Regions from separate parts of the Mus musculus genome. Here region 2 is linked to region 1. The links are chromatin loops, found by intact Hi-C in ENCODE. Cell type or tissue: heart. All regions are shown on one strand. Links, peaks and the distances in the headings refer to the core of each region. The heading gives the core; the rest is flanking DNA. Region 1 overlaps Gm30507 (a long non-coding RNA gene). Region 2 overlaps Nrip1 (nuclear receptor interacting protein 1).

Region 1 (14,007 bases), core at 685-8,684:
TTGATTTTTGTTTGTTTGTTTCTCTCTTTCTGCATTCACGGTAAGGGTAAATAAGTGTGCGTGCACACATACATGAGTGTGAAGGTCAGAGGTCAACTTCGGGACCCGTTCCTCAGGAACCATCATCGTTGTTTTCGGCTAGAGGATGAGCCATGCTTTGAGAGCTCAGCAGTTGGACAAGGGTCTGCCTGTCTCCAGCTCTCCAACATCAGGATCACAAGCACATGCAATGCACAGCTATGTGAGTGCAGGGTATCAGACTCAAGAACTCAGCCTTGCATAGCAAGTGCTGACTAAGCCAGCCACCTCCTCAGCTCCCTGCCTACTGTCTCTCCTACCGGTGTCCTCTTGCTGTGTATATTCAGAGTGCAGGGTATGAAGGGGTCTTTCTGTGGCCTCTGTCACCATGTCACTGACCACATTGATCCGGGCTCTTTCTTAGTTTCCTCATCTCTTAACAAAGGCCCCACTTTCTAAAACATCCCCCTGGGGGTGTGGAACCCAGCACATGAGTTCAGATCACTTGAATTCTGAATTGTACTTTACAGCAAGGCCCTGTGTACCATCCGTCCCAATCTGGGCTTCCACTGTCAGCATATGAAGAAGCCACAGGCTCATTCCCTGGTCTTAGTAACCCCTGTCCCAGTGCCGTGTGGCACAGTTTGGTAAGCGTGACCCCTAGGCCAGCTGTTCTCAACTGTCTGCCTTATTTCAACAATCAAAGTTTCATTTTCTTCAAGTTAAAACAAAATTCTAAAAGGATTTTGTACCTTGAACATTGAACTGAGAATTCCTGACTTTTGAATTACTTGGAACATCTAAGCTAATTTTAGAAACATGGCTGGATGTCTCTGTCAAGACTTAATTCTTATTTGAAAAATCAGATGAGGTCAGCTTTCACTTCTCTTGGGATTTCGCTCAGTTAACACAAAATGTCTTTACCTTTTATTTACTCTCTGTGAATAGCTCTGCCTCACTTTTAAAATGTGCCTATGTTTAGAAAATAGATATAGAGAAGGAAAAAAAATGGGAAGTGAATTTTTTTGAATGTAGATAGTTTGGTGCTGTGTAGCAGAATCAATGAGAATTTGTTTCTAGATGGCTTCACCAGTGTGGACACCCGTCACATACTTCCAAATTGCTGAGAAAATACATTCTTTTAAAATGGCTCATTAAAAGCAGACATAGTCACTCGTGCCTAATATCTTAGTATTCAGTAGATGGAGATAGGAGGATCATGGATTCAAGGCCAACCTGGGCTACACAGCAAAACCTGAGCTACCCTGACTCAAAGCAATAAGAGTAACACAAACGAATAAAATAAGTAAATAAGAATGTCGTATAAGGCTGGGCGTGGTGGCGCACACCTTTAATCCCAGCATTTGGGAGGCAGAGGCAGGCGGATTTCTGAGTTCGAGGCCAGCCTGGTCTACAAAGTGAGTTCCAGGACAGCCAGGGCTACACAGAGAAACCCTGTCTTGCAAAACCAAAAAACAAAAACAAACAAAAGAATGTCGTATAAGACTGCCTTGTCCGGCGCTCCTTTACTCCTTCCAGTCCTGGCTCCAGAGTGCTCCCTGCAAATCCACGAGGAAGATGAAGCCATTTTCTCTAGAACTATCACATCACCCGTATAACTAAAATGTGCTTTTCGTTTTGCTCTGAACCCCCTTTCAGTTTATCTCTACTAGGGAGCAATCATTCCATTCCTCCCCAGGAAGCTCTCAGAGGTGGAGTGTAAGGTGAGGACTGAAGACCTGCGATAACTCAGTCCAGCACGTGGGCCACACCTACCAGGTCTTGGAAAATAAGATTGGAGAGGGAAAAGGAAGACAGGAGTTAGCAGAAGGGAACTTGACTGTTGTCCAAGCACAGGGGCTCAGCTTCCCCACTCAGTTCCTTTCTTAGGAAAAAAGTCATTTCAGTTTCCTACACTGGAAGGTGGATGAAGTCTAAAAAGCCCCCTGCTGGCCACTCCTATTTCCACCCTATCAGTGCCTTTAAAATATAAGGCATACAAATTCCCTTACTTTAGCCATATTTATAACATAGTTTAACTTTCCATAACTAACTGGGATTTCTTCTACTTTCTCTTTTATTTAATTAAATCGACTATACCAATGCAAACTGCTAAAGACATGTCCCTGACTTGACTGTCTTTGATCTTTTTAAAAAAATAAAATAAAATCAATTGTTTAAAAAAAAAAATACATGTTTCTGGTGAAGTAGAATCTAAAATTATGTAACTAATGGATTGGTTTGTTATTTTTATCCTAAAGTGAAGAGAAATGTTGTTGTTTTTTTTTTTTTTTTACTATCTAAAGAACATGAAAAAAATTTAAATTAAGTAATAAATCAGTTTTGTCCAAAATTATTTAGACTAATGATTCCCTGTCTTAGTCTAGGAAACTGGCAATAATTATGCATAACAAACAAAAGCCTTGGCTGACTTTGTTCCATGCTCTAAGTTTACTCTACGAGGTCAGTGTGCAGACTTCTCTAGAAAAGAGAATTTCCTGGGGCAGACTGACCCAGGTTGTACAGGAATGTAAATAAAAATGATTGAGGATTCCTTTCTTTGCATAGAACAAATATTTCATGACTTTGTATATTATAATCCTCTTTCTCGTGTCTAACAAAGACATCATAGCATCAGCCAAATACTTAAAGCCTACTATTAAGATAAAAGCATTACTCCAATTTGTCATCACTTCTATTTAATTATATTTGTAAAAGAAGTGTGATTAATGGCACAGAAAGCAGATGCTTTGTAAGAGTGACAGCCATGTCACTGTGAACACAAAACGTTCCTCTGAAATGGACTCCAGGGTCTTCTGCCTAGCAAACTTGGGCAAGCGTGGACGTGCAAGAGAGAGCTGCCACAGTAATGTTTTAGTATTGCCATAGCTTTGGATGAGATTCTCTTCCACGTGAACAAGTCTTTCCTCATTCCTGACATCACTAACCTTTAGCAAGTCTATGGTTCCTCCATTCCACAGCCTTTGTAAAAACAGGAATGAATCTGCTACATGGTGTTCTGTACGTGAGCTTAAGAACGTTACTTACTGTATTCCAGAACACATTACTCCTTCAGGCTAGGGATACACCTGCATGACGGAACATCTCCTACCATGTGTGCATTCCTGTGATTGCTTCCTAACACCACAAAGGGCACAAAAAAAAAAAAAAAAAAAGGCAAAACCTTAAGCTCTCAGAGTCAGCATTATGAACGCAAGCCAGGACACGCTAAACTTTTCCTGAGGCAGAGTCCAGTCGAAAACTTTATGACAATCTTCCTGGATTGAGCTTTGCCTAAGATCTTCCCGTTGGTCATGAGACAGTCAGGGGACTAAAAGTGTGTCACTTGATTAAGTTTTTCAGGCTGATAACAAGAAGGTAAGCAACTATGTTATCCAGGAGGTTCCAAAGTCCCATGTCCATTCTGGGTCAACTACAATAATTCCCCTTCCTACGTCCAGACACTGCCTGTCACCTAAAGCCCATTAGGGGGCAATTTCCTAAAGCTGAACCCGAAGAGATTATGGGCTGCCCAGCTCAACCGAAGAAGCCAGCTAGTGTGAGTCACCAGAAAGTTCCTATAACCTAAGAACTTCTCTTACAGAAAATGCTACTTCCCAGGCTATCAAAAGAATCATCTTTCCCCTCAGGGCAAGGCTGGCTCTGCACACACAAATAGAGAGCATTTTCTTCGGCCTCCAGTTCAGATGGAGAAGAGTGATTTCTGTGTTGTTTATGTTCACTTGCTCTTTCAACCTAAGTTCAAAGGTTTGACTGCACCTCAGCACTTCAAACCCTTGGGCGGTGATCGCAACGTTCCATTGCATAGACACTCCTGAGGGGGGCAACATTGAACCTGTCAAGGATGGTTTCCCCTGCTTCTGGGCTCTAATGCTTCTCTCTCTACCAGTAGAGCTTTCAGCAGGAAAGACTCATTGATTTAGAAAGAAAAATGCTCCAGGTTCAAAGTTGAGCCAAGCAGTCCTTCCGTCCCACCAACAAATGCTAAGTACATATTCACTCGTGTTTGCTTTCTCAAGAGAGATTAGGAAAAGGAAATAGGAACACATTTGTATAGAATTTTCCTGAATCAAAAGTTATTATTGAAACCCAATACTATCCTGAAGCAAACAACCTTCTATACACAGTTTTAATATCAATTAGTTAATTGAAAATACTAATTGCCTATAAAAACATTCCATTTTCACTGAAAAACATCCACAACACATAAAGTATATTTAAATATACGATACACTAGGAAACAAAACAACCTGGAAGCACTGCTAATTACTTTGTCTTGCCAAGTTTGAACAAAGGGGATTCAATTTTGTTTCTTTAGTTCTGGGAACTGAACCCAGGGTCCTGTGCATGAGAAACAGAGAGTCAGAAACTCCAAATGTTGAACAAACTTTGACTTCCTCATAGAAAAATGAACCAGTGATTTCTCTAGACTCTGAGGGAAAAGCAGTCTTTTCAGATTATAAACTGTGAATGCCCTTCTCTTTCTAGACCACTGTGTTATGACAAATTGGCTACGTTTTATAACTGAGCAATGTTTTGACTCTTGGGGAATACTATAAAGTATGGAAAAACATGTGAGTATACATGTACTCTCATATAACCCAATAAGCTTACGTCAGTATAAGTGTTTTTGAACTGACTGTAATAGTCTAAGAGTTTGTGTTGACAGGAAGCACATAACCAAACACATGATTATGTTAGTAACCATATAAATATAAACTTTAGTGAACTAGAGCATTTCATTCTATATTACTTCACTAAGAAAATGTACTTGCTGCCTTAAGACTCCTTCACTGTACACTGATGAGCAGCTAGGATTCTCAAAGACTCTCAAATCCTCAGCGTTCTGTTGACTTCGGATTATGCACTTCTCTTGTTCACAGGGACCCTTATCCACTTGACACTCACTAAGCCACTGCTGTGAACTTTGCTTTGAGTTTGATCTCAGTGCTCTCCAAAGCCACTAATCATTTCTTCAATGTAAAACACAGTGAGTGCTTGGACATCACATATTTAATATTTTTGAATGATATTGCTACTTTCCTTAAAAATTTGCATTAAAATCCAACTCCTGGGGCCCCAGAAATATGACCTTACTTGGAAGTAGAGTCATTGCAGATGTAATTTGTAATAGGATGAGGTCATACTAGAGTAGGCTGACCCTTCCGCCAATATTTCTGGTACTCTTATCCATAAATGTGTCTCTGATGTTAGAGACACAATGTGACAGTACAGACAGATTGTTGTGCACTCCCAAACCAAGGCAACCAAAAATTTCTGGAGAACCATAAGAGAATCAGGAAAGGCAACAAAGAGTTACCCTACAGATTGTAGAGGTGGCCTGTAGCTTCCAACAACTCCAAAGAACCTCGAGACAATAGAGCACTATAGTTTTCAGAAGCCTGGCTTAGAGTAGTTCACCATGGAAGTCTACTGCATACCTTAAGACCACTAAGCCCTGCACTGTATTTTTTTCAAACAACCATACTACAGTCTCAACAAGATTCTTCCCAGTTCCTAATATGCTGAGGTTCCTTGAGACACCGAAAAAACCTCACACTCTATGACCATGTATATGTTAGGGCTTGTCAAGTTCATAACCATAGTTTGCCTACATCAACCAATGAACTATATGACTATATAGCAGAGCAAGCTCAATCATACACAAAGGGCATATCCACTCTGAGTTAATATACATCCTTCCATTTATTTCCCCAAAAGTAAAGCAAAAATAGTTCTACAGTAAGTCTTCCCATGTCCTCTAGTTTTCCAGTATTTTTTGAAGAAAGACATATATGCGTGTGGACCCTTGACATAAAGATGAACAAGAGATCTTAAAAATGCTGAGGCAGTCACCATGCTTTTCCCTTCCTCTTCCTCTATTCTTCATGAGTGGTGACATATCTGATGGTTTCTACAAGCCACAGTTGCTTCTCAGTAAGCCCCAGTATGGGATCCATTTCATTTTGGCTGAAAGTAAAATATTCTACCTGTAATGTATAATAGAAACATTGAACATTTATGGAACCAAAAATAAGTTTAAGAAACAATACCCATATAAAATTAGAACACGGTGGGGATTTTTTTTTGAAAGAATGGAATTGAAGTTCTAAATGAATAGATGTATGTAATGCCTTAGTATAGGACGCTATATACATGTGATACCTCTCAAAATTATTTCATGTATTTAAATCCTACTCCAGTAAAAAAAGTAATATTTAGCATTGAAAAATAAAATATGTTGGAATAAAGCTATTCAATGAGACAAAAGATTCCTACGATGAAAACCTTAAGATACTGAAGAATTAGAGAAGACATTGGAGTCAAGCTGTGGTGTCACACACCTTTAATCTCAGCACTTGGTAGAGGAACGCAAATCTCTGAATATGAGGCCAGCTTGGTCTATAGAGAGAATTCCAGGAAAAGTCAGGACTAACTGAGAAACCCTATCTTGAAAAACCAAGACAAAGAAGAAGAGGAGGAAAAGCAGGAGGAGGAGGGGGAGGAGGGGAGGAGGAGGAGGGGGACGGGGGAGGAAGGAAGGAAAGAAGGAAGGAAGGAAGGAAGGAAGGAAGGAAGGAAGGAAGGAAGGAAGGAAGGAAGGAAGGAAGGGAGAGAGAGACAGAAAGAAGGAAACAAAGAAAGAGAGAGGGAGGGAGGGAGGGAGGGAGGGAGGAAGAAAGGAAGGGAGGGAGGAAGAAAGAAAGAGAGGGAGGGAGGAAGGGAGGGAGGGAGGGAGGGAGGGAGGGAGGGAAGGGAGGGAAGGAAGACAGACAGACAGACAGAGATATAGACATTGGAAGATGGAAAGACCTCCTGTGTTCTTGGGTTGGAAGAAGAAATATTGTGAAACTGACTTTCATACTAAAAGCAATCTATAGGTCCCATGCTATTCCAATCAAAATCCCACCATCATTCCTCAAAAAAATGTGGAAAAGCAATATTATGTATGTGGAAGCATAAACAATCCTGGGTCATCAACCCAAACCTAAACAAGAAGTAAACTGCTAGAGAAGTCACCATACCTGACTTCAGGTTGTACCTCAGAGCCTCAATATCAAAATCAGCATGGTGCTGGCACATGGAGAAACATACAGATAAATGGACCACTGGATACAGATAGAAGTCTACACAACTACAACCACCCAAACGTTGGTGAAGATGCCAAAAAACATGCATAGAGAAAAGGCAGCATCTTCAACAAACAGTGCTTGGAAAACTGAATATTACGTACAGAAGTATGAAATCAAATTTTTATCTCTTATTCTGCACAAAACACACATAAAATGGATTAAATACCTCAGTGTAAGATCTGAAATTCTGAAACTGCCAGAGGAAATCATAGGAATTATACTTTGACATACAGACTCAGTAAGGACTTCCTGGGCAGGACTCTAGTTGTACAGTAAATAAAGCCAACAACTGATGGAGGGGAGACCTCATGAAACTATGACCATTCTATATAACAAAGGAAAGTGACAATCAGTGAGTGAAGAGGCAGCCTCCAGAGAAGACTTTGCCAACTGTACATGTGTCTAAATATTAATTCAGAGAATTAGTGTCTGAAATACAGCCAACTAAAGGAAAAAAAGTTAAGCATTAAAACCATGAACAACTAAGCTGAAAAGCAGGCCATAGAATCAGAAAGCTCTCAAAAGAACCTCAAATGTCTAGGAATAGTTTTTTAAAGTATTGGCCATTTTTAACCACCAGATAAATGTAAGCTAAAAACTACTTTGATCTCTCTTCCTACTTAGTTATAATGGCTATCATTAAAGTAGCAAATTACAATAAATATAGAGAAACTTATATTCTGTCCATAGGAGGGTAAGCCATCCTTACAAACAGTTGGTCGGGGAAGTCATTCTGGAAACAAATATGGAGATTTCATGTACAACTGAAAACAGAAGTACCATGCCACTCTCATATATACTCAGAGGACTGCATCTCCTGCTACAGCAATGCTTCCATGGATGTGTTCATTGTTTTTCTAGTCACAATAACTAGAAAACAGAATCAATCCATATGCCATCAATGGACAAATGAGTAATTAGAATGGGGTACATGTGAACAGTAGAGTTTTATTCAGCTATAAAGAAAGGTGAAATTTAAAATTTTTTGCCAGAAAAGAATGGAAAAGAAAGGAAGAGAAAGGGAGAGGAAAGGAAAGAAAAAGAGAGGAGAGGAGAGGAGAGGAGAGGAGAGGAGAGGAGAGGAGAGGAGAGGAGAGGAGAGGAGAGGAGAGGAGAGGAGAGGAGAGAAGAGAAGAGAAGAGAAGAGAAGAGAAGAGAAGAGAAGAGAAGAGAAGAGAAGAGAAGAGAAGAGAAGAGAAGAGAAGAGAAGAGAAGAGAAGTGAAAGGAAGAGAAAAGAAGAGAAAGGAAGAGAAAAGAAGAGAAAAAGGAAAAACAGACGGAAGGATGGAACTGGAGAATATTCTGTTAGGTGAAGAGGTAACCTGGACCCAGAAAGAAAAATGTCACATGTCCTTCTCTTATGTGGTTCATTGTTTTCAACTTTTTAACTTGTAAAATGTAATTTGAACTATCTGGAGGAGGAGACCTATAAAGGGTGTTGATCATAGAACACATGTGATACTAAAGTAGAGGAAGAAAATACAGAGGATGACAAGATATAAACAGGGTTGGAGGTGAGAGATGGAGTAAGGAAGGAGGTGGGCAAGAGGATAAACCAGACTCGAGATCTATGAAGAACCAATATGGTAGCCAACCATGATAGTTTAAATGAGAATGGGCCCCTTAGGCTCATAAATTTGAATTCTCAGTCCCCAGTTGGTTAGATTAGGATTAGGAGGTAGGGCCTTGTTGTAGGACATATACCACTGAGAGAGGATGGGATTTGTTGCTGAATCATTCCCAAGACTCCACTTCTCTAAATTGGACATCTCTCTGCCTCCATCTCCAACTTATGGATCAAGATGTAAGCTCCCATGTTTTGCCATCATGGGCTCCAAACCCCTGAAATGATAGATTCCAAATTTTATACCTTGCCTTGGTCATGGTGTTTTATCAAGAGAATTAAGACATTTAGTAATTAGCATATCTATTGACTGAGTAAGATAATGACTATATTTTATGTGTTTAAATATAAGCTGATTAATATGTATATACTTAAAAAAAAACAGTCTGCACAAGTACATAATGCTAATCTAGATACTATGGGTGGTAAAACAAAAATTCCAGTGAGAACTATAGGATACCTCCCTATGATAGTTAGCCAGGAAGCTCTTAGACACCCTCAAAAACAACACAGGCTACTTCATGTCATGGTACTGTAAACTAGTCAAAGGTCCATGGCTTGGGAAGCTAAAGGTGCCAGAGATGAACCTCATACTTACATTTCCATAAATAGAAATCAATCTTATGTTTCTAACTAGATTATTAATGCCTTCAGCCTTTGTCCAAAAAGCTTTTGTTTGCAGTGAACAGAGGTTAATGATCCATAGTTGGTCAAGGTGCTGAAAGTAAGTGACGGTTGAGTGCTCAGCCCTCAATGAGACATCCATGTCATAGTTTACAAGGTTCAGGGGACATTACCAAAAAGAGGTGAACAGAGTGTAAAATCTGCATGACAGAGATGAAGGTGGTGATATGATCTCTTCTAGGCATGACAAGGCCATTGTAACAATGAAGTCAGCAGCTATGGCTATCTGCATATGACTGGATCTGTCAATACTCAGCCATAGATAGATGGGATCTAGCCCTTCTTTAAAGAGATCTTAACAAGTGATGGCTATTGCAGGAGGGAGAACCACTTCAGGGCACCTTGGGTAAACCCCGGGAATTGCAAAACAAAGCCAAAAGTAAACAAGAAGCCATGATAGTGGGGTGTGGAAACATGCTGTGGGCAAAGTGATTCTGTGAATGGGAAGAAGAGAAGATGGGGTAGTGAGTGTGATGAGAATGTATTACACACATACAGGAAATGGCCAAAGAATAAATTGACTTAAAATAACAGGTGATAGATAGATAGATAGATAGATAGATAGATAGATAGATAGATAGATAGATAGATAGGTGATAGATAGATAGATGATAGATAGATAGATACATAGATAGATAGATAGATAGATAGATAGATAGATAGATAGATAGATAGATAGATAGATGAAAGATAACTATAATCAATTTAACATGCTCTTGTACAAGTAAGAATTGCCAGAAAAGTATTTGAGTTAGAAAGGAAGAGGAAGAGGTCACAATTCATGACACAACATACATATCCAAACTCTAGAGCACTCAAAACACCAGACTTTAATAAACAGATAAGTCAATGATAAAGTACAAAAAGCCTAGCAATAGTCCCAAATATGTGTAAAGCTGTAATGTATAGGAAAATTCAAGTTGTAAATTATTAGGGAAATGTGTTGCTGCTCAATAAGTTGTGCTAAGAAAATGATTCTTTGTTACAGTAAGGTATACTAATTCATGGATTGCCAATGAATCTAAAAACTAGACATCAAAAAAATAAAAATGTGAACAAATATAAAAAATGTAGAGATATGAGATATTACTGTTTGTGTTAGTTAGGGTTTTACTGCTATGAAAAGACACCATGACCAATGCAAGTCTTACAAGGACAATATTTGATTGGAACTGGCTTACAGGTTCAGAGGTTCAGTCAATTATCAAGGTGGGATCATGGCAACTTCCAGGCAGGCATGGGACAGGCAGAGCTGAGAGATCTACATCTTCATCTGAAGGCTGCTAGCAGAATACTGACTTGTAGGCAGCTAGGGTGAGGGTCTTAATTAAGCCCCTGCCAAGAGTAACACACCTACTCCAACAACGCCACACCTCCCAATAGTGCCACTCCCACCGCTAAGCATATACAAACCATCGCACTGTGAGATGCTCTTTCAATGTATTAATGTGAAGTGTAAAATCCTTTCAGTGTCCAAGGGGATTCAATCCAGGACCCCCTGCAGATGCCAGCATCTGCTGGTGTTCAAGTATCTTCTATGGAATGATTGTGTTTGCAGACAACACATGAACTCTCCTGTATATCATGCCAATTCTTACTTATAATAACTAATGCAAATAAATACTGTGTAAATAATGGCAAGGAAGAAAACTGTGTGTGTTTAATACAGACACAATTACATTTTGGGTATAATTTTGATCTTTGGATTGTTGAATTCTACAATGTGCAACCTGTGAAACTATATTTAATAATACATTTTTAAAGCTATTTCATTTAGCATAATCTTGGCTCCTTGCTAATGAACAGTGAGCAGAGCCATGGCAAAGGATTTCCAAATAACAGATTTTGATATTGGACTGAAAATCTCAGTTTAATGAGTACACCAGAGAGTCTCATGTAAGTTGTATGTAAGAATTATTTCCCAGCGAGATAACAGATTGAATACACAAACATGAAAAGGCTAATAGAAAAGTAAATAATAAAAAAAGGAAAACTTAAAGAAACTCTGATTTTTTTTAAAAATTAGGACAATGGAATATTCAGGAAAAGCAAACAGACTGATGTGGGAACTATCGAGGGGGATTAAGAGAGCCAGAAAGAGAGAGGAAGGGAAATGAACGAGAATAAAATGTACTGACACAACCGTATGACATTGCCAGGATGAAATTCGTTACTTTACACATGCTAGATTAAAATAGTCACTAAAAATTAGAATATCTTGTTAGGAAAGAATTATAAGAATCAACAGGAAAATGTATTAGTATGGAAAGTTTGAGAGTCCTTCAATGAAAATCAGACAAAGGAATAAATTAGGTGACTCCAAAATCCAGAAAAAGGTGACATGCAAATGAAGACAAATATTCTGTTCTCACTTCCAAAATAGAATCAGGTGCCCATCACTTTAGCAATTGAAATGATGTTTTTATGAGAAGTGGAACTGTCGTCTCAAATATCACGTCAGAGTTTTGTTCAATACATTTTTTACTAGAGAGCAATTTAACATTATTAGTCAAATACAAAAACCGATTAATCCCTTTTTGATCAATTAATTTGACTCTGGGGAGTACCCTCAGGAAGTCATCTTACGAGAATCAACAATTTACACACAAGAAATTAATAAGGCAAGAACTAACCCATGATAAGAGTTAAAGGTGAAAAGAAAACTTCCTTAATAAGAAAGGTTCTACTAAGTTATTTAATTTGGAAACTGTTTATGGTATATAATATATATAATATATATATTATAAGGGGGTAAGTAGGAATATTCCAGTCAGTCTTTCATGAGTGAAGAAGTTTGTGAAAGGTGTGTGTATATGTGTTTATTCAGAAAAATTTGGAGGAATTGGACTTTTCAAAATTCCAATACCAACAACCTTCCTTCACTGCTTATTTTATGTCAGTAGATTCAACCAGCTACATGTAGAAAATATTTTCCAACTAAGTTATAATTATATCATCTCCCTTTCTTCCTTCCAACTCCTTCTATGTCCCCTATTTTCAACCCCTATATCCTTTCCTTTATTCACTCTCAAATTATGGCCTTATTATTATTATTATTATTATTATTACATAAACATACAAATAACTATATTAAAATCTGTTTAATGTTGCTGGTATGTGTATGATTTCAGGACTGACTGTTTGGTACTTTGAGGACTAATCTATGGGGAAGGCTAATTATTCTCCTCTCAGCCACTGTTAGTTGTTTGTAGTTATTTGTCTATGTGTGGGGCCCATGCGAGATTTCTCTCTTCTACAGTGGCCTGTCTATGGGTATTATCACTGTTTGTGTTTTGCTTAGGAAGCCATGTTCTTGAGATAACTTAAGTTGAGCTTCTCTCTTATTTCTAGGACACACAAATCTTAGAACAGACTCTCTTGTCCTCTGGCTCTTACAGTCTCTCCTATTCTTTTTCAAGATTATCCCTGAGCCCTGCGTACAAGGAGTGTGTTGTTGATGTATTTATGCCACTATAAATTAGATGCTTATTTGGTGAGGGATGAGAGCTATACTTATCTGTGGAGATAAGGTGAGTATTTGGAATGCAGTTAGGAATAATGCTGGTGTACTAAAGTTGTAGTAATTGGGTCTTTCCTAAGATGCAGGATCCAACTCACTCTAGTAGTTGCATAGGTTTTCAATATCCAGCATGACTCCTATCCCTCATTAGTGGGCCTTAATGTGGCTAAAGAGTGGTTAGTTACACCAAAATATGAGTGCCACTATTGCACCTTTATGAATATCTTTCCATGACGATCATTGCTGTGGTTCATAGGTGTCATATCTGGGTAGATTTATTGATTGCTTTTCTCCTGTAGCAGTTCTCATAGTATCATTCTGGAACTATGGAAACTAGTCCTTGAGGAAGAGGTTTTCAAGTCAGGTCCAATTTAGATCCTTTGAGTCCTGTCTGAATACAAGGTGTCTCCAGCAATAGAGATGTATCTTCAGCTTCTGATAGGCAACCAGAGGTGATAGCAATAGTATGTACAGTCTTGGTAATCTCTTGAACTCTCCAGACAATAACAAGCGGAGATTCTTGTCTTTGGTAAAGGGGGTTTGGTTAGATGGTCAATGAGTCTTGAGGGAAGTACTGCCAGCCCAAGTTTAGATACATAAATGATAGATGATAGACAGATGGATAATTAGATGATTAGATAGATGATAAATGATAGAGATAGATGATAGACAGATAGATGGATGGAAAGAGAGAGGGGAGAGAGTGAGAGAGAGAGAAATAGATTATATGGATAAGGTATAGATACTTATATGTATTATATGTAAATTTAGGTATATATAATATGATTCTTTGTGTTTTTGAAACATCTGTAGTTTTATTTTTCCTTCTGTGCCTCCTCCATTAAAGACCCCTTCTTATTTTACCATTTCCTCTTCCCTTCTCTAAAGATCCCTCACCAAATTCATGATGTGTCCCCATGTGGGTCTGGGGCTCACAGTTTAGGAAGTGTGGCACAAATGATTTGAAGGATGTGGGAGGATGTGAATAGGCTACATGCAAGTAGCA
Region 2 (16,619 bases), core at 3,291-11,290, 91 kb after region 1:
CCAGCTGACATGAGGCCCCCCAACTAAGTTACCTAGTTACCCTAGGTATCTTAGAGAGACCTTGTCTCCAGAGGGAAAACTGAGTTGTGAAGACAGCTCAGTGGGTCGAACTCTTGCTCAGATCGGGGCCTTGTGCTCAGTCTCTGCTACTGCACATGCAAAAGGAAAATGCTCTCCACCACTGCTCACACATGTATACAGGTCACTGCTCACACATGTATACGGGTCACTGCTCACACATGTATACGGGTCACTGCTCACACATGTATACGGGTCACTGCTCACACATGTATACGGGTCACTGCTCACACATGTATACGGGTCACTGCTCACACATGTATACGGGTCACTGCTCACACATGTATACGGGTCACTGCTCGCACGTGTATACGGGTCACTGCTCACACATGTATACGGGTCACTGCTCACACGTGTATACGGGTCACTGCTCACACATGTATACGGGTCACTGCTCACACATGTATACCTCATTCAACTCCTCACCTCATTCAACTTCTCTCCTGTACACATGCATCTTTATTTGGAAAGTGACACAACTTGTTTTTTTGGCTTCAAAACAAACAACCCCATTAAAAAATGAAAGAAGAGCCTCTGATAAAAATCTTAGGACAAAGTATATGTATCTAATTAACTTTATTTTGGAACACTGTACAAACTTCAGTTTAAAAAAAAAAAACAAAACCATGTAGTGGTCATTCAGTTACATACTGAGAAATGGAAGACAGACCACAGGCCAGCTGTCATTTTGAGCTATACTTTAATTACAGGTTTCTAAATATACTAACTTGCTAATCAGTTGCTTATTTTTTTCCCCCTTCATTTTTCTGAGACAGACAAAATACATGTCTATTGCTTTTTTCCTTTTTCTCTCTATGACCTTGGACTTTAACATTAATGGAAAACCTAAAAACCAGAGAAAGCCCACAAAAAAGAAGCCATTTCAAGTTAGAGACAATGCATTTCTCATTTATTCAAATTCACTGCAGGAAGTAAACACTAAAAGATTTAAAAAAAAATTCACACTGCGGTATGTACAATTCATTACATCACATAAAGAAATCAAATTTAATAATAAAAATGGCAAATTAATATCACTAAGCAGGCTGCATCAAAACTGGCTGTAAACCCAAGATTCTTACCATGAACGGTAATGTGCCTATATTCCAGCATTTAGGAACACTGGACTATTCCTGGTTATGTTTCCAATGGGATTTGAAGAGTTGTGAAGTTGCTCTGTGAGTTCTTTAATGTTGAAAGTGGTTGATTAAAAAGAAAAAAAAATTAAGACCCTTGAATTCGAAGCACATTTTCTCACAAAGCATAAGCCACAGAGGTCATGTCCGGAAATGGAATACTGTCGTGTTGGATGACCATCTGCCCTGACTTAAGACGGTTTCTGTCGAATGCACAGATGCACAGGGTCCCCCATGCACTTGTCGTCATGCAGCAGGTACGCAGACTTAAATAAAAGGTTTATTTTATACATTTGTCCAGACTTGCAACTGTATACATACATGCACATTTTTTTAAACCTGTCTGATTATATTTACACTTAATACATGGAATATACAGGAACCAAAGAAATTAAAAGGTTTTTCTGTTGCATTAGAACAATACAAAATATGTATTTTTTCATTAAGGAAATCATTATTTACATTACCTTTAAAAACCAATTTTAACATCTTCATGTAACAAGTCAATATATATATATACACATTTATATATATATATATGTATATATATAGAAAATATATACTCTCACCAGTTTATTCTTCTGTAAGATGTAGCAGAGAATAAACAGGTAATGCTACCTTACTGATGTCAATGAGAGCTGTAGTACCCATTCACAAATGACTTTATTAGGAAGAAACTGCCCAGATATCGAAAATAGTCCTCGAAAATGTGTATGTGCATATTTGAATCTACATATGCAAAGTGAATTTGTGGATGTATTATGCCCTTTCTCTTCTTTAAGATTTCTCTAAACAAAACATGGGGGGGGGGTTATTCTCTAGAAAGTCAGAACAGCATCCTTCATAGGCATGTTTATTTTTGTCTTACATATTCTCATTCCAACAAAAACAAAACAAAACAAAGCGAAGCGATGCTGGCTCTGGACGTTTCCCTGACCTAAGTGCTGTTCCATTGTAAGAAGACTACTGCGCCGTGAACAGAGGACGAACTCCAGCATCCTACAATATATTTCTAAGGCTCCAGCCCTTTCACCATGACCAAGAAAAATGACTAAGTGTAAAGCTTATTTATATAGTGTAGACAATGAGATTGTCACAGTATAAACATGGAGTAAAGTACCTCACTGGCCAGTGGAATTTTTCATAGCAGAATAAGCATACACGTTCTCCTTTCTCTGATGTTGCATAACATACACTCTGGTTACCATATAACATACCCATTAACTATTTACAAATCATCTTGAGAAAAAATAACCATTTAGAATTTTAGGTAATTAAGAAATAATGTCCATTTGTAATATATATAAAAAAAATCTTAGAAACAACTTCAAGTATGTATAACAATTCCAAATAAACTTCTTCCTACTTAACTGCTGAGTACACAGTAAGTTTTTGATAAGTCAGTTGTTAACCTGGCTCAAAACTGAAAAACAAAAAATATTGCCTGGAGGAGGAACTGTGGGCTATAAACAAATGAACTTAAAAACCAACCTGTTTCAAGACTGAAATTCCACGTGGCTCAATTATATATTAAGTTCTTTCAAGACAATGTCAGTATTTACTTTTAATGCCTGTTTAAAATGAATTGATCCGTGAAGTGACTGTGCAGGTCCTGTCATGGATTGATAAGTGCCCTTTGATTTGGTTTCAGGTAATCTGAGTTTGATGTCTTTCTTGGGTTGAATCTGTTAACTCCATAAACACTGCTGTGCAGAGGACAGTTTGACTAGCAGGTAAGGATGTATTCAAGAAGTTTCCCAACCGTCCTGGGATCACCTGAGTTTGCTAAGTGGCCCTGTTATTCCACCCCTAAGGCTAATTAAGTTAATCTTACTAATTAGAGCAAATAAATAATCACAGATTTTCCTGAGATGTTGACCCAGATAGGAAAGTTGTCCCCTCTACCCAATTTTTTTTTTTTGTCATAAAAAGTATTCCGAACCCGATTTCCAAAGATATAATAGTAAGATTGGAACTATGATATTGCAAATTTTGAGTGGATATGTGACTGTATTGGGGGAAAAGTATAGGCATCAGATAGTTACTTTAAAGTCTCATGTTCTGGAAAAGTCCTAAGCCACAGTTTTCAAACATCAGTGTGCGGAAGAAGCACATACAGAACATGTCAGGATACAGGCGGAAGGAGGACGCCCGGGTCCACTTGGAGACGGTGTTCTGTAGACCTGAGATGCTGCCTAGGAGTCTGCATTTAAATAACTGTTCCAGAGACTCATGTGATAGTCAGATGAATGCAGTGTCTCTGTCCAGAATTAAGAAATCCTGGTTGTAAAGTCACGGGTCCCACAGGAGTGGTGAGGATCAACTTTCAAAAGAGACGGTAAAAACCATCCAAAGAAAACCCATTTCTGCTTTTGTTAAAAACGATTTCTAAGTAGTCAATTGTCCAGGAAACAGCCTGAAGGTGAGTGAAGATTTCCTTCTCTAATTTTGAAAAAGGAGGAGTATTAATTTAGTAAAGTAGTCAAAATATAAAAAAATGGAAATCTGCCTTTTATTTTTAAGGATCTATTAAACTCCCCTCTATTGTAATCAATTGTTACTAAATAGTAAAAGGTTTAAAGAAATATATATATTGAAAAGGTCTGGGGTGGGGCAGACTCATTGGGAACCGCAAAACCCCTTCCAAGAGTTAAAAAGAATTTTGTTTAGCAAAAGTGAAAAAATGTAAGCATTGCTTTTTCTTACTTTTAGACTGATGAGGTGTGAATCAGCACAAGGCTTCTGGGTTTTTTTTTTTTTCCTAATTTGGTTATCTTCCAAATAGCTAACAGTTTGGATGTTACAAACACGTTATGTAGGCTGGCTTCTGAGATGGGAAATGAACAACCCTAATAAAGACAGCAAGTTGCATCAATCCACTACTGGTGAAGTTGTGCATTTTAATGTATGCCTCTTATTTACGATTATAAAAACAGGTTCATTCGTAGGCTAGTCACAGTTGTTATCTGATGCATACAGAAATAGTAAACAACCAACCTCGAGTTCAATTGTTTCCTCATGACATCTAATGTTAAGCAAAAATTAGTATGCATATTTAAACATCACCAGTGACCAATACTTTCAAAAGGAAGGAGTTTCAGTTATACCATGCTTTTCTCAAATCATGCTCTTATTTATACAGATCTCAAGTTCATACTGACTAAATTTTAAAAAGACCCAAAGTGGTATGGCAGGTACACATTTATTCTGACTCTTTTTTTATGGTGAGCGCGTTTCCCAGAAGTCCATACACTTCTCCATTTGTACTGTGTGGGCGAGAAGCATTATTTCCCATATGGCTATTGTACGGGCTTCTTAGATTAAAGAAAGAAGCTTTAGTTTCTGCAGCGGGAAGTAGCTCTTCTTTGACTGTAACCTGTGAGAGACTCTCGGCTGACGCAGGCTCCCTCCAGATGTCTTTGTCCTGGGTTTCTTGTGTGGTAACAGAATTGCCCCCTCCCTTCTGGAGCATGTAATAGAGGATCGGATTAGTTTTGGTCAGTCTTGGAGAGTCTTTTTCGTATTCATTCTTATCCATATCTGCGATGACCCACTTAATGGGTCCCTTCTCACCGGGCACGGAACATCCATTCAAAAGCCCAGGTTCTGGTCTGGACCCCACACAGCCCAAGTGCTCTGGGAAAGGAGGGCTCAGAGGGGTCTTTACCATTCCCGGGTATGAAAATGTCCTATGATCCGTCACACAACTGCCAGGCTGCGGGGAACTATACATCAGTCCATTTAAAGAAGAAATGCCGAATTCAGGTTTGCTGCCGGGCGCGTTGTTTTTGTGTCCTTTCTTTTTCGTGTCGGGGACAGAGTCACTCCTGTGTGGGGACAGATCTCGCACACAGTTCTCGGAGAGCAGCAGCTGCTTGAGAACATTGAAGCTTTTGCTCTCTCTGGCCCAACTCCTGTGGTCACCATCGCTGGCTGAACTATGCCCAGCAGGGTATTTATAATCGAGCTCATTCCTGCTAAACTTCAGCTCTTCCTGATGAAGCAACGACCCGTAGAGTACTTCCGGGCCGCTGTGATGATTGGCAGTATCTACGGCAGTATTTTTCATCTTTTTAAATGGATTCTCCAGTGGTTCCGTATACAGCTTCCTTTTCTTCGGGACCATGCAGATGTTCTTCGACTCCAGGGTTGGCAGCTCACTGTTTCTGTGACTCTTGTCCTGCTCATCTGCCGGGTAACTCTCTTGATTCTGTCTCAGCAAGCGACTCAACAGCCCGTTCTTTGAGAAAGAGAAATCCTGAGGTGAAGCAGGCTCGGATTTAAAGTCCTCCGACACTGGTAAGGCCGCTGTGCTCCTGTGGATGGCGGGAGTCACACCTAAGAAGGGGGCGCTCTTGGCATCGTGGTTTAAGGGCAGGTTTGTGTTGTGGGTCTGGAAGTCGTCACAAGGCTCGGATTTAATCTTCACCATGAGTATCTGTTCATTTGCAGCCCTCTCCGAATGCTCCTGAGGAGCCTCGTCTCGTGCGGGGGTTTTCTCTTTCTTCTCATTCTTCCCTTTGCTGGAATTTCCCAGGAGCAACTGAAGGACAGTCCGTCTTTCCAAGAGATTTTCTATCTCACAACCAGGAAGTCCCGGCTCAGGCCCGGCAGGCTGACTGCTGAAGGCTTTGCTCTCTTCAGCCGCATTGGTTTTATTTGAGAGCAGAGGGCTGTTTAATCTATCAATCAGACCGAGAGGTTTGTCTGGGTTTCCACTTAACAGCTGTTTGCAGGGTCTCTGCTCTTCCCCTGGCCCGGAAGACTGCAATCCGCACTGAGCCAAATTTTGTAACAGTTTACTGGCACTGAACGTGGCGGAATTTTGTGCACCTTCACTCGGGGCTGGTTTCTCGGCTTGGGACTCTTTGCCTTTCGTGAGGTCCATCAGGTGGCTAGGCGCGGTGTTCGTGAGCTTGGAAGCGGGAGTACTGCAGGCATACGGCGGGGAATTCCACTTGATGACCAGAGAGTGCTGGGAAAGATTGATGGGAGACTCTGCTTGGCTGGCTGTATACAGTGGTGGAGTGCTCACTGGGGTAGTCCTGTTGGTACTGGGGCTTTCGATGACAGAAGTCCTTGTGTAATTCTGAGGACTGAACTTAGTCCCATCACTATGGATGTCCTGAGGGCTGGCGTTCCTTTCAACAGTTTCTTCACTTTTATGGCCGAGCAGCAACTGAAGAAGAGTGACTTTCTGGTGTGAATTCAGCTTGGAATTTGTTGAGGTATCTTGATCTTCTTTGATGTCAACGCCGGGGATCTTGGGATCCCACGTGTTTAACAAGGACTGGGTTAGGTTCTCCAGCGAAACGGGCCGCTCAGCTTCCGGCTTTTCGATCCGGTGTTTGCAAGACAGGTCTATGGGAACGCAATTGGAGTACGAGCTTTCGTCTCCACTGCTGTCATCTGTAAAGCTCGGGTTGTTATCGGAGTACTCATCAATCGTGGTGGGCGTGCTACTCTCAAAACTGCTCGCTCTCTCGTTCTGGCTGTGCCCGTTCATCGGCGTGGGTATGGTCTGGCTTTTGAGGAGATGCAAAAGCAGACTGTTATTAGCAGCCTGCTTTAGGTTGTTTCTTTCCAGTGAGTTCTTATAGCTCGTGTTTTTGGGGGAGGAAGGGACAACACCCATTGGACTCTGAAAGGTGGCAGCGTTATTCTTGTTGGCCACCAGTTTGCTTGCCGGCAGTGCTCTGGCCTGCCCGTTGAGATGGCCAGACACCCCTTTGGAGAGCTGCGAACTGCCCACGTCCTTCTGCCCATTCTCTTGCAATCTGGCCATGGCTGCAAGTCTTTCGCTTGCCACCTGATGTGCGTTCTGCGTTTTTAGAGCATGTTCCCGAGAGTACTGCTGCAGGTGGGCCTCGCTGGACAGGAGCAGCGCCAACTGGCTGCAGGCAACACTAGGCTTTGGGGAGGCAGCGGGACTCGCCCTTTTCTCCACCATGCTGGCAACAGCCTGTAATCTTGCAGCACATGACAAGGGCTCACTCATGACCTTTGTCCCACTTTGTCCCACTGCGGGATGGGATGACTCAACAAAGCTATCTCTGATAAGGTTTGGAGTCACGTCAGGGAGGGTGGGACCTGACTTTTGATCCTTGGTTTTACTTTTCTTCAACAGAGTTTTTAAGTGACTTGAGGCCACGCCATAGCACCTTAAATCCTTCTCCACTTTTAAAGACTCGTGACTGAGGGCATATCCCTGCTCCTTGAGGCTCTGTCTAATCTGCTGTGACAGAGCAACAGTCTGCAGCCTAGAGCTGAATGACTGAAGCAAAGAGGCCAGCAATGTGCTATCCTGTTTGCCTTTAGGCACACTGTCAACCATGCCAGCCAGCAACGCTTCCTTCTTTACGTTTAAATTCACGATGGAATCAGACAGCCTCTTCCGCTTTGCCGCGTTCCAGTCCTCGGAAGACTGCAGCAGTCTGGCTTTTTTGAGGTGCAGCATGCCAGATCCCTGGTACGTCTGGGTACTGACAGTGGGACCATTGCTTTGACAGGAGGGAAACGCACTGCCCGAGAGGTTAAAGTTCTGGTCTTCCTCTTTGTGGCCAGCAGACTTTTTGTTAATGGCAGTGCCTGATCCCCCTGCTGCCTGATGCATTAGTAACCCTTCGAGGTAAGTTAAGACAATAGAATCCTGATGCACATCAGAGCCAAGCTCTTCTCCATGAGTCATGTTCAATACAAGCGCTCACAGGGGCTCGGCTTCCGTTCACGTGAAAGAGCTCCTCTCGTCAGTAAGATCCCACGTGACGTCAGGAAGTGAGCGTCACCTGATCACCTCCCATAGCAGTCGGGCAGAGATGCACTGTTAACATTCTGACCAGGGGATCTTCAGGCAGTGACGAGGGGCTCAGAGGCTGGGGCAAACTCGGGTGCAGACTACAGCACTGATGAGTGGCTAGGCAAGGGCCAGCCTCGCAACTTCCTTAGCACAGCGGCAGCGCTGGCACCCAGGTCTCAGGGAATATGCTGGTTTTCTTTCTTCATCATCTTTCGTTGCTCACCAAACGCACGTCAGTATCTAAAAATATAAAAATAAAAATAGTTGAGGAGAAACAGAGCTGGCATCATGCTCATTACCTATAAGGAATAGAATACAGCATTGTGAGTTTCACATAAGGTATAACACATTATAAATATAGTTTGCACACACACACACACACTATGCACACATACACATGACAGCCACATCCATTTAACATGTGATTTGTAGGTATGTATCCTTAAAAATACTTCACTGCAACGGAAGGATGAGCTACGGCCTTGCGAACACAGCACAGTTTACTAAGAGGCTCCAATGCTGTACAGTAAGTAACACACACGTACGTGTTTCATTGTTTATTTCCTACCTTCCCCGAAAAACGAGACTGCAGGTAAATAAATAATCATTTCCTAAATCAGAACCCACCCCGGATGTTTAACTTGAGGGATAACGGGAAATCCCGAGTTCGTGCTTCTCATTCACACGTCATCCAACACAACGCTCAGACGCCAGTCTCCATGGAGATCTGTTTCAGCACTGTGGAATGACATGAAGCCGGGGAGCTATGACAGCGAATGCTAGCACTGGGCCCTGAACCTTGACCCACATATCTAGGACAGTATAAGTATAGTATAAGGAAAATCCTCTTCGCCCGGGGCGGTCTATTTCTTCTTACATGCCCAATGAACATGGACACAGTTAAACAGTAAATGTGATTCAGAAAATATCTTAAGGCTCCTTTAAAGTTTTAAGTGAAAAATTTAATAAAAGAAAGGCAAATTTAAATCTTTTTCGTTTTCTGCCCAAAATACCAAAGAAATTTGATAAAGGAAGGGTTCCCACTAGATGAGTTAGAATCTGAACCCAGAAGACCCCATGCTCATGAAGGGTGATGCTACCATTGACCTCTGTATGCCACACCTGACTAGCGTGTTCAGAAAGCTTAATATCCAGGTGGATTTTCCTCTAATTCAAGAATAAAATGGGTGAACAAGGTCGCACTAGATAACAAGAAATACAGAGTTTTCATCCCATCAGTCGCTGTACTGGAAGGACTTCATCATTCTGAGGTTTTACTGTCTGGAAGCTAGAAGCCCTTCTGCCCACCAAGACTCCGAGCAGTCACAGTTCACTCGAGACTTTTCATTAAGTGGGAAAATGCCAAAGGCAGGCGCATGACAAAAGAAGTCAGAAGGAAAGAGATGATGTGAGAGTGAGGTCATTTATTCAACTGCTTACCACAGTTGCAGTTAATCTAAAAATGAAAAAGATTTACCAATTATTAAGACAAGGAAGGTTCCTGCTCTCTATTCAGCATAATTAGCTGTTCAAAGTTTTAAGAGTAACACATTCTGGACCGAAAATGAAATAAAATATATTGAATTTGTCGTGCTTAATAACAACTTTTAAATGTGAGTCTACAAGTAGGATCTTGCAGATTTTTTTATGTTCTGAGAGATGACGCAGCACAGTGGGTTACACAACTGGTCTGCAGTTGGCTTTGAAGAGTGAAGACACTTCATGACTGCCTCCTCTTATTGGGGACTCCATTACTTTCCTTTTGCCTTAAGCCCAGTGGTGTGAGATGCTTCTGAATCTTGTGATCTTGCTGAGACTGAGAAACACCTAGCTCGGGAATTCCCATCCCTGGGCGTACCTGTGAGAACAACTCCTTACAGAGCAGATTAACTGAGGAGACCCACCCTGGACACAGGCAGCGGCATTCCACAGTCTAGGAGCCCACGTGGGAGAAAAGTAGAAAGGTGGGAAAGAGAGAGTGCATGGCCACCAGGATGGGAACTGTGCTCCACCCAACAGACCAAAACCACTGCCAGTGTGAGCGCCTACGCTTAAAGCTTTCTGTGCTTAAGTTGCTCTGACATTTCAACATCTTCTCATCAGAAACTCCAAGGCTACTCCCCCAGCAACAAAATGGAAAACTACGTGAAAGAACACTGCTTAAAAAAACAAAAAAACAAAACCAAAAAAAAACCGCATAGAATATATTATGCACATACTGGATAAATATCTAATAAAATATGTATACTATATTACATGTATATAATTATACTCTAGACGCACATTCCTGGGCTGGAATACAGTCCAGTGTTAGGCATTTGCTTCCTATGTAGAATACACGGCCCCAGGCCTTGGGTTTGCTCTTCAGTACTACAGACACACGAACACACAGATCATTGTAACTTTAAAAATGATTTCCATGTAAAGCAAACCTTATTATCAATTAATAAATATTCTTTTAAATATGTTTTTAGGACCAAAACAGAGTCTAAAGAACCATGATGGTGCTCCAGGGACTAATTCATTTTAAAAGAAATTTAATATAATTCTATTGATTTAATGTAATGTCTGTTATTCAACAAGATTAAAATTATAAAGCAAACCCTGCTTTTATTAACTTAAAAATACTTACAAGCATAAAATTATCTTTTAGATCTTTCTTATGAGAGGAATTTTGCTGGTTCTTTAGTATGTAGTAGAAAAAGAGTATTCTGAGAGAATTCTAAAAAAATAAAATATGAAAACATTTATGGAATCTTGATCATATGGTTAAGATAGAAATTTCAACATGGAATGCTTTAGTGAAACACATATCAATGTTTGAATTATAAGAGTATATTTTCAAAAGGGGTTGCAAGTAGTTCACATGTGAGCAGTTTATGAATGAGCATAATGTTCATTCTTTGAAGTAGCTAGATTATTTCCAAAGCAATGTTTTATATTCTCCATTACTTTTGGTTTAAGATACATAATAAAGACTACTATCCAGTTGCTTTTAGATTCAGTATCTGTAATGACACATAGCATGCTATTTAAAATAAGTCTAAGCAAGGACTTCCAATTGTTCCCATGAAAATTTGCCAGTTTCTTCATAGGCAAGTCATAACTACCTGAGTATTAAATCTCAAGAAATTTCTGCACAGAAGTGTTAATGAACATGTGGACCTTTGGCTCTAGCTCATACAGGAAGGCTCAAGGATTCCTTCCTGTGCCTGTCAACAGCAGCTCCTTTGACAGCTCTGTCTACTGTGGATTACACTTCAGGTCCCTTGAGGGGCTTCCCTGACAAAGAGTTTTACAAAGTACATCAGAGTTTCATGAAGTATTAATAGAAAACGTAGCAAGAACATCCCAGAGTCCTGTCCACTGACCACTTCATCCAGAGGGAGGAAAGCACTTCTCTGACCAAGCGTGAGTGAGAAATCAGGATAGAAAATCTCAACAATTTCACAGAGCAAGACAGGGCAATCTTCTGGGATATGGGACCTAACCCTTTACTAAGGAGCAAGGACCACAGCGATTGCCCTACTATAAATTGAACATGAGGATGCTGCTGGGAATAAAAACTTAAAGAGAGAAGAAGGCTCATTCCTTTGCAGCTCTTACACAGGGCAGGGATGACAACTGCAAGGTGGAGTAGATGCCTAGAATGCAGTTCTGAGTAAACTCCTAACTTCTTTTCAAAATGTGCATCTTTTCATAGAAGCTGAAAGCCAAGATAACTTTCTTTGCAGTGCTATCGTCATCTGAAGATCGGCGTGTGGCTGGAGGATTAATGGAAATAGGCATAGGGACACACACACACACACACACACACACACACACACACACACACACACAAAGAACTTATTTAAGTCAGTTTGCTCAAATGAGATGCTCACCCTCTGCAATTAAAATTTAAAAGCTCCGTCCACCCCCAGGAGGGTTCACACTTTATATAAATGCATCCACTAACACTCACATTTCTCCCTATTGAAAATGGAGGGGGGGGTCTTCAGGGCTGCCCTGGCTCCTAACTTGCAGATCCACACCTTTAGCCTGCTTGTAAGGGGCTTGCACAGGTTTAAATCAGTCACTTAAATCTCCCATTTAAAAAAGCATCACTGGGAGGCATAGCTTCTTGACTATCTCAGGTGTTTATTATGGGCTGGACTTAACTCCATGATTCCGAGCATCTTGTTAAATTGTAATTGACAAAAAACACACTTTTGACCAGAAGGATATGCTCTCATATAAGTGTACCAAAGACACAAGTTTTGTGGTGAATTCTAGAGAAAAGAAATGGTTTTTGAAGTCCACTCAATCCCTTACAAATTATTTCTTTTCATGAATTTCATTTTCTGAAAGTCCCAATATCTTAAACCTGTGTTTATTTAAAAGGTGAAGATGAACTTATACTATACTGGATCTTCATTTGTTTTTCATAATGGTTATATACTAAATAAAATGCCAGAAAATACTCAGGATCTTTGAGTACCCAGATAAATGCAAGAGAAACGACAGGCCGATTCTGGGGACAGAAATGAGTCTCTTCATGTAATAAAATTCAGAATTATATTCAGAAGATTGAAAATCAGAAAACAGTCACTAACAAACTCCTTTGGTAGCACATTTCTTTTCTTTTTTAAAGTCTAGATCCATAATAACATAGGGATAGCTTTTAGGTTTTCCTTAGCATTTCTTCAGGGTAACTTGAGACCATTCAATGTCTGTTTCCCAGTCTCTAACAGAACGATGACTACCACTTAAACCAAAGCCCTTTCTCTTGGAATTGCCTATCTGTAACATGTATGCACAGGGGCATCTTTTTTGAGACTGGTGTATAATTTCTATTGAAGTCAACTACAGTTTCTCCACCTTAAAATAGAGTTGACATACAGACAGAAGCCCAAGGTCAAGGTCACAGATCAGCAAGAAAGATTACCAAGAGAACTGATGTAACAGCTGGCGTTTGATCAAAGCTCCCAGGGTTCCTAGCACACGCCACAGACATTTTGCCTTTACTCACAGGAAACACTCTGGCTTAAAAATATTCCTTTCATCTTGAGAACAAAATCTTCATATATTTCTTTCATTAAAAATCATGATTCTACTAAATATACTGCCTCAGCTCCAGGCCAGCTCTCTGCATCTCAGAATTGTGAATTTTACCTATGCAGATGCAGATGCATACACGTTTGTGTTTTTGTTTGTTATAACTCATCTTCTTCATGATAATTTTGAATGTAAACTTCATTTGCATATCCCCAAACAGACCCTGCTCCCTTACAAATCCAATCCAAATGAAATTGAATTTAATTCAGTTTCACAGTATCTCAGACCGTGCCTAGATTTCACTGTTGAGTAGTCGTTCTATAGGAACGTCTTGTAATATTTCCACCACACTTTCTACCATATATCTGGGAAGAAAATTTAGTTATCAACAATTGCTACAAAAGTGCTTTATAATGAAATTATTATCAAAGGTGCACTTATCTAACAAAATCACGAACATGCAAAGAACAAGTGCAAAAGAACATGCACGGACAGATCTGTAAACTAATTTCAAATTGTGATGTCGGCTTCTGATGCAAGCTTAATGTAGCTGGGCATGGTGGCATACGCTTTAAATCCTAGCACTCTGGATGGAGAGGTACAGCTGGGTCTCTCTGTGAGTTCAAGGCCAGCATGTTCTGGATTCCAAATTCAAGGCCAGCCAAAACTACATAATGAAGACTGTTTTAAGAAAGTCGAAAGGGGGGACTTAATATATAAATTATTTAATTATTTTTTGAAATCACCATCTATTTCTGCCAAAAGATGCAAGTTACATTAATGAGTTCTTCTAGAAGACCAGTCATACCCGTTACAAACCACACCACGGAAGCTGTCTTAGTGGGGGCACTTATCAGTTAACCAAGTGTTGGTCCTTTTCTCATATGGCCTAGGTCAAAGTTCTGAGTCACTGTGAACAGACCATAATTTTCCAAAAATGGTAAACACAATGCACCCTTGCTCTTTCGAGCGCTGGCCCAGAACACAAGCAGGTTTAGGTTAAAAGTTTCACTAGGATCTGTAAGACCGATACCACTACAGACATCTGTGGACAGACAGGCACGCATAGTGAGGACACCTGTAACCGGGAGCATTTAACAAACCTGAAATCGGTGATAACCACAGCACAAGGATACAATATACAGACTGTTCTTGGGAAAGTTCTGCATCTTTAAATATTAGCACGTACCCTTGTCCTTCAACTGGTAAGTGGAAGATATTGTCATACCATTATTAGGCTACCTTAAGTGGATTCCTATTTATTTAAGAAATTGCTATGCATACTTTCCTCTGACCTCTTTCTGGCCCATCTGTGCATATGACCTAGTGCTTGAAGCGATCTCTAGTTGCAGCCAGGAGCTGCTAATCTGAGACAGCTTTGTGGCTATTCCAGTTTAAGTCTCTGCCATGGGGGTGGCTTGTGGATAGCCCTCACCATGACACCTGCCACCGGGAAGTAGATTTAGACAGGGTCCGGGATAGGAAGGGGGCATTTAGAAGAGCACCCTGGTGAGCTGCCAGAGGAACAGGAGGAGCGGTGGTGTAAGGGACCTGAGTGGGGCTTTTGTGACTTCACACACTGGGCTGAGAATAGGACAAAATGAGTTTTTACTTAACAACGATGAAGGCAATTAAAAGACACAGAACTTTTACGATTTTTGTCATTGAATAAACGTAAGTGTGCCCTGCTAAAGAACTAAGTACCTTAGCCATATGGAACTTGCCCATCAGCTGGCTCCCTGGTCTGCTATGTTGGCTTCCTGCAGGGCAGTGTGTGCCAGGCAGGCAGGAAGGCAACTATGGTGCTTACTCCCATGCTTATTAGTCTGTCCAAGTCTGAAATCGCTTAGATCCCTGCAGCAATAGTTCTTAATATTTACATTTGGCTCCTAGTTTCTGTTTTCACTGTGCCTTCTACTAGAGCACTTATATACTGCCTAAACAATGTTTTATGTTTAAATTCTTATCAGTACACATAAGGACATACGTAAATGTGCAGGGGAGAAGCGGTTCAGTATGGGAGAGAGGATGTGTGCCCAGTAATTTTCTTCCCATGTGCCCTTCTAATCCCTACTATCATCCCCATTCCACGCATTGTGTCACAGTTAAGAACAAACGACTCAGGCAGGCAGCCGGCCCTAACTTGCAGAGCAGGGGAGCCTCTTCTCTGTGGCCCCACAGCGCTCAGGGAGTTTCAATCATTTCACTTACATAATGCCGTCTATTTCTGTTTGTTTGTGTATGCTGCGCTCCTCAATACAGGGTAAATTTCTTATAGTCAAGAGGCAGATCTTTTCATCCCGTGTTCACAGAACTGGGCAGACAAAATCATCTAAGAATGTGCAAAGAAGTCAACCCGTGTGGGTCTCAGTTCTACTAAATGTGGGGCGGGCTAGCTCAACTGTGAGAGCCCCCAGTGTTTAAAATGATACGGTGTTATTTCTAACATCTGGCTTCAAATTCAAGACTTGTTTCTTTGAATATAAACTAACAAAAATACAAAATTAAAAAGTAACAAGGGTGGGGTTAAGAATTTAGCTCAGGGGTAGAGTGCCTATGTAGCACAGGTAAGGCCTTGGGTTTTGTCCCTAGTTTAACAGAATAACAACAAAAATCTCCAGACATAAAGAAAGAAAGGTGTTTGCTTGTTTTAATCTTCCATGAGGGACTACTATTCTGGTAGAAAACCAGAAGATCCATGCATTTTTGAATACACATTTTTTTATTTTTGGTGTTGTATAATTAAGTATACAAAGATCACATCAAAAGTAAGTTCATGTTTCAGAATGCTGGTGCCCCGCCCCTTCCCAATTGTTGCCCAAATAGGAAGATGAGTAACACTCATTTGTAATTGAAATATTATTTGTGAATTTCTCTAGATGAAGACATATTAGGGGTCTTGTGGAGGGGGAACTGGGAAGGGGATAACATTGGAAATGTAAATAAATAAAATAGCCAAAAAAAAAAAAAAAGAAAGAAAGAAATGAAGTGTCACGCTGAAAGAATTGTTCTCTAAAACAAAAGAAATCACATATATTATAAAAATAATTATAGTGAGGTAAAACAAAAAAACTCTTTTGAAGTTTTTGATTTTACTGTATCAAGAACCAGGAAAGTACTCCTTATGCCCATTGTAAATATTAATCACTGAAGTAATATTTATTAATTAAAGAACAAAGAGTCCATCTATATTCATATAGTTGGAGAACATCTAATAGAAGCTTTCACTTAGTTTGACTAAATAAAAATACTATCTTAACTAAAAGTGATTCTATTTAAATATGCAAAAGTGCGGCTGGGGAGGTAGCTTGTGGCTAAGAGTGTTTGCTGTGCAAATGTGATGATGACCTGAGTTCAAACCTCAAGAACTCACACTTAAGAGCTAAGGAATCACAGAACTATCTGAAATCCTACCACTCTACTGGAGAGACAGAAGGTAGACACACACACACACACACACACACACACACACACACACACACACACACCTCTTTTGGGGAGTTTGTGAGGCAGCTAGTCTGATGACAACAGAGACGCTGTCTCAATCAAGAAAGATCTGCACTGAGACTTTCTTC

What was found. Hi-C counts contacts between places; a loop is a spot of excess contacts. Peaks named below come from ENCODE experiments on the same cell type or tissue, not always from the same donor. Only the 100,000 strongest peaks of a DNase experiment are listed, where the experiment ranks them.
Region 2: it touches region 1 in a loop (2.5-fold over the local background); 2 of 42 quality-filtered maps call a loop at or near these places.

Annotation. Positions count from the first base shown.
Region 1 is chr16:76,198,527-76,212,533 of GRCm38, forward strand. All of the region lies in intron 2 of Gm30507 (a long non-coding RNA gene), which reads right to left. Among named protein-coding and RNA genes, the nearest start is that of Gm30507, 44 kb to the right of the region's middle. In heart, for the core only: CTCF peaks have their summits at 1,978 (motif pointing left) and 3,851; no DNase peak of the experiment used is centred there.
Region 2 is chr16:76,286,766-76,303,384 of GRCm38, forward strand. Nrip1 (nuclear receptor interacting protein 1) reads right to left here. Exons shown (of 4, transcript NM_173440.3): 4 at 638-8,250. The coding sequence starts at 7,902. The coding sequence ends at 4,417. It overlaps Gm30569 (a long non-coding RNA gene), which reads left to right and starts at 13,956. Exons shown (of 3, transcript XR_876166.3): 1 at 13,956-14,249. In heart, for the core only: no CTCF peak of the experiment used is centred there; DNase peaks (open chromatin) are centred at 6,056, 7,196 and 7,966; H3K27ac peaks cover 1,527 bases.